2 separate regions of the Homo sapiens genome follow, and region 2 is linked to region 1. Evidence: chromatin loops called from intact Hi-C (ENCODE). Cell type or tissue: Caco-2. All regions are shown on one strand.

The links. Hi-C counts contacts between places; a loop is a spot of excess contacts. Peaks named below come from ENCODE experiments on the same cell type or tissue, not always from the same donor. Only the 100,000 strongest peaks of a DNase experiment are listed, where the experiment ranks them.
Region 2: a loop joins it to region 1, with 10 times the contacts of the local background. A loop is called at or near these places in 4 of 110 quality-filtered maps.

Annotation. Positions count from the first base shown.
Region 1 is chr2:127,196,026-127,198,525 of GRCh38, forward strand. The region is part of intron 5 of CYP27C1 (cytochrome P450 family 27 subfamily C member 1); the gene reads right to left. Among named protein-coding and RNA genes, the nearest start is that of CYP27C1, 23 kb to the right of the region's middle. RefSeq lists a silencer at 928-1,222. In Caco-2, CTCF peaks have their summits at 1,093 (motif pointing right), 1,309 and 1,966 (motif pointing right); a DNase peak (open chromatin) is centred at 1,976; H3K4me3 peaks cover 857 bases.
Region 2 is chr2:127,452,234-127,454,733 of GRCh38, forward strand. No RefSeq gene overlaps it. Among named protein-coding and RNA genes, the nearest start is that of MIR4783, 30 kb to the left of the region's middle. In Caco-2, no CTCF peak of the experiment used is centred here; DNase peaks (open chromatin) are centred at 1,308 and 1,565.

The sequences.
Region 1 (2,500 bases):
CACAGAGCAAGTCAATAACTCGTCTATGCAAAGCAGTGTCTTTTTTTTTTTTTTTGAGACGGAGTCTCGCTCTGTCGCCCAGGCTGGAATGCAGTGACGCGATCTCGGCTCACTGCAAGCTCTGCCTCCCGGGTTCATGCCATTCTCCTGCCTCAGCCTCCCGAGTAGCTGGGACTACAGGCGCTCACCACCACGCCCGGCTAATTTTTTGTATTTTTAGGAGAGACAGGATTTCACTGTTAGCCAGGATGGTCTGGAACTCCTGACCTTGTGATCTGCCCACCTCGGGTCTCCCAAAGTGCTGGGATTACAGGCGTGAGCCACCACGCCCGGTCAGCCATGTCATTTTTTATACCTCTTCTCAAACCTTTCTACTTATTGAAAATAATTGTTTTATTCTCGTAGGTCCCAAGATTTTCGCTAAAATCAATAGTATCATCTATGGGACTACATTTCACTCTCTAGTAAACAAGGAAATGCCACAGTATAAAGGCCTTTCTCTTTCACCAAAAAAAAAAAACTAATTTAAGCAGGCAATATTGATATCATTTTCTTGTAGAAGATATCACGTGTTTTAGAGGGCAGCCCTCTTGTATATATAATATAATGTGCAAGGTCTTATAAATTATAAAAGATTACTTAGATGCTTCCTATCAAGAGAATAGAAAATTTCTATTTAGATCACATTTTTATGGAAAAAATGTGGTATATCCATACAATGGAATACTACTTAGTAATAAAAAAGAATCAATTACTGTTCTATGCCACCACATGAATGAACCTGAGTCATTCTTCTGAGTGCAGGAAGCCAGATGGAAAAGACAGCATGCTATATGATTCCATTCTCATCAATGTTTAGAAAAATGTGGCAGTGGTTTCATAAATGATTCCATCTGTCAAAAATCTGTATCGCATTATGCAGTTTAAATGGAGTTGACTATGCATAAGTTATACCGCAATAAAATCATACTAATTTTTAAAAATCAGTATGAAGTTGTAAGAATTTGTTCCCTGGCTTCTATTGTAGGATGCTAAAAGGAACAGCTTCCTTCTGAATGCCACCTCATTGTGATGTTCTTAGTTACCACCAGGGGACAGGAGGCACAAGCTCAGCGACGAAGCCATTCATTGATTTCTTCACCTTTCAAGTGGTGTCTTAATTTGAGCGAATCCACACCATCACATTCAGGTAGTTAATTAGAATTCTCATTGATTGCATCATTTAGTTTGCATTTAGTTCATATACTTTTTGTTTTATTGTTGCACAAAATCCAAAAGAATAAGGAGTTTATGCTGTGTGGGTTTGTTTTTGTTTTGTTTTGTTTTGTTTTTCGCTTTTACATGCTTAAGTGATATTACAATAAAAATAAAGCCTTGAGGCTTTTTTGCCCCTTTAAGATGTAGGTCTGTGCGGGGCGTGCCTTATTCAAGGCCGGGAAGCACCCGTGCAAAGGAAAAGCTTTGAGATGATGGGCTTGGTTGTTTAGTTTCCCCACCTGTTAATGAAGTCAATGACTCCTACCTTAGAGGAAGCTGTGAGACAGGCAGGGTGTGCGTGCAATGCTTTGGAAACAGCGAAGCGTCACGCAATCTTAATTCTCTCTTTCCACCCGACCACCAGCAGCACCCCAGCCCGCAGCTTCCCCAGTTTCCAGCCAGAAATTTCATTATCTTCCACCCACTGAAAGCATCAGCCTAGCTCCTCCCTGTTTTGCCATTTCCTTTTAGCAAATTTTACAACTGCTTTCACCTGTACCTACACGGCGATCATTTTCACACGTATCCTATTAATTGTATCATATTACACATGTGCTTTTGAAAGGAACTTGGCTCCTTATTCCCCCCGGACCATGCCACCCCCAGCCAGCCAAAAACCCATGTTAACTATCTAGTGTGTTCCCTCCACGCGCTGCTCTGTGTTCGCACAGTCACGGACAGATGTGCAGATGCACACAGCCGGGAGGGGGCGGTGCCGCTGCATCTTACTCACAGGACACAGTATACATGCTGGTCTGCCTCTTCCTTTCCCATCGGATAGCCTGTGGGTTCCCCCCAGGTTAATGGGCAGTGCTCTGTCTCATTCTGATATGAACCCTCCCTGGTCCCAGTGTATCATTGATCTGCCATGCTACTGGGCTCCATTCACAGGGAATTTGTTGATACACACACACACACACACACACACACACGCACTCATCAACCAAACTGCTTTAGTTTACTTTCTTTACACTCTCTTTAGCAGGTTTTGGTTTTGAAGTTATGTTGGCTTTATAGAACAAATTGGGGAGTGAATGAAATGAATTCTTGGCTTTATAAATAAATTCCATGGCCTGGAATATTTTAAATGATAACTAATAAGGTTTTTAATGTCTGTACCCTCTTCATGTATGAAATTATGAAACAATGACAAAATGTTTACAAATCAGGAATGATTTGTAAACTTTAAACATTTATTATCATTTTGTGTGTGTGCTAATGGAATTTTGGTTATGCTTTTCAC
Region 2 (2,500 bases), 260 kb after region 1:
TCCGGTACTTCTGAGTGGCTATCCTGGGGCTGTAACCTCTGGATGGCCTCGTCCCTCATGGGACTTCCCTTACATGCCACCCTGTCAAAGTGTTGCCAAATAAAGCTCATCGTTTGCTATTGCTAAGTAATGGTCAGATCTTTTTTTCTTGGTCAGTCCTGAAATCCCCCTGTTGTTTCTGAGACAGAGTCTCACTCTGTCACCCAGGCTGGAGTACCGTGACATGATCTCAGCTCGCTGCAACCTCTGCTTCCTGGGTTCAAGCGATTCTCCTGCCTCAGCCTCCTGAGTAGCTGGGATTACAGGCGTGCACCACCATGCCTGGCTAATTTTTGTATTTTTGGTAGAGACGGGGTTTCACCATGTTGGCCAGGGTGGTCTTGAACTCCTGACCTCAAGTGATCCTCCTGCCTCGGCCTCCCAAAGTGCTCTGATTACAGGCATGAGCCACTGTGCCCAGCCAGTCCCAAAATCCCTTGAACTCGCTACAAGGGGTGGTGAAGAAAGGGGAGGGTTTTGGAAATGGTTAAGAAATTGATATGGGGGCCGCCCAGCCAGTAGGACAATCAATTGGCAAAAGAATCCTGGACAGTCCCAAGTGGTTGGAACTCAGAATTTGGAAGCTTTCCACTCAGTTTGTATAGCACTGCTGTGTGCTCTATGGCACTCTATATTTGTTTGGTTTCCCCCAGACACTCATTAGCTTGGGCAAGTGGTAGCACCAGTATTTGAATGAACCCACACACTGGAACTGATCTTTGGGGCGGGAGGTTTGGGGTTGCCCAGGAGGGAGGTCAGTCCACCCGCCTGAGTCCTCCACTAGGCAGTTGCTGGACATTATAAGACATTTGGGCTTGAATAGTAAAAGGGGAGGATGGCATGTACCTGCACTGAGAGCAGACTACCCCTGACTCCCTAACAGTGTCCTGTTGGTTTAGGGAACTCTTAGAGAAGAGGATGCCCTCATCCCTGGAGACTGTGATAGCAGGTGAATGAACTGACAAGGCAGAGACATCAGGCCAAGGCTGGTCTCCTAAGCACAGCTGGAGCGATACCTCTGCTGCTGGGACCTGCTGTGCCCAACCCTTGTGCTAAGCCAGCTAAAGCATTACTTAAAGTGACTAAAGACAAGGAAGGTCATATCCCTGACCCTCGCAGGACTCTGAAGATGGTGGCTGTCCTACTGAACAGGTGCTCCAAACCACGAAACACGGGTCAAGCTCTATTGCTTCTTACCAGGATGCCGCTGGACAGGAGGCAGGGGCTTGAACTCCCAGGAAGGAAGAGCCTGAGGGTAGGACCCTGTGGAAGAGGACTGGTGTCCTCTAGAGGAAAGGCAGAGTGACAGCACCATGACAGTGATAAGTGGCAATCAATCCACCATCTGCTTTGCCGGTGACCACAGCAAAGTAATAACAACTGAGAAGACAAAAAGGGAGGACCAAGAAGGAGGGGACAACTCTTGCCTGGAGGAGAAAACATCTTCTCTCTCGCCCTGTGGCCCTGTTTCTCCTAACCCAGGAACCAAAGACAAAGGGGCTGGCTGGCTGTCTAGAGTGTTCTGGCGGGGAGGGAGCTCCACCTAAAGGGCTGAAACTCAATGGCTGGCTGCCCCAGTATGGAATGGAAAAATGGTGTCCCTGCAAAAGCATCCTGCACAATTAGTGAGGAAGGTGGGAATGACCCCCAGCGAAGGCTTTGGACCCTGGCCCACAGATACCTTGTTGATGGGGATTTTTAAGGCTTGGAAGGCTGCTGACCCTATGTTAGCATAGGGTCTTAAGGGTTTGGGCAGACTGTCAATGGAAAATGTTAGCTGAGGCCAAAGGTCTTGGTCAGCTGGGGATGTAGAAGTGGGCTTATCAGACGACAGGCTGAATGCAACACAATGGTGTGGCAAGCCCTGAGCAGCTTAAGGGAGTCCTGACTCCATCTGCTTGTTTCTTAGGAGAGCTTCCGACAAAGTCCTCTTCAGGGGCAATGATACTAATACTAAGACAATTCAAGGGGCCATAGCTGCCTGGACTTACTGGAAACTTAGAAAAGACAAACTCAGAGTGCTGCCCATGAATTCTACAAACAACACCCTACCTGGCCTAAATCCAAATTACTATGAACAGTAAGACTTCCCCTCTCCTAAGCCAGACAAGCTTCCTACAGCCAGGCATCTCCTTAAATGTGAACCCTGCAATGAACAAGAAAGGTTACTTTGGATCCTAAGGAGGGGGGCGCTCAAGATTGGATGATCTCTAGTAAATTGGTTTAACAGTTCCAATAATTACTAGGGTTAGACGACAATTCTCAGCAGGTGTCTCCTCTGGAAACAGCCCCTCCTTCATATCTGGCCGTGTCCCCCATACGGATCCAGTGGTCCATGTTCATGGAAAACAGACCCTTCTGGTAGACAATCGCCCTTTTACCTTTCTCCACGTTAATAGTAATCTGGGCAGGGCGCAGTGGCTCATGCCTGTAATCCCAGCCCTTTGGGAGGCAGAAGTAG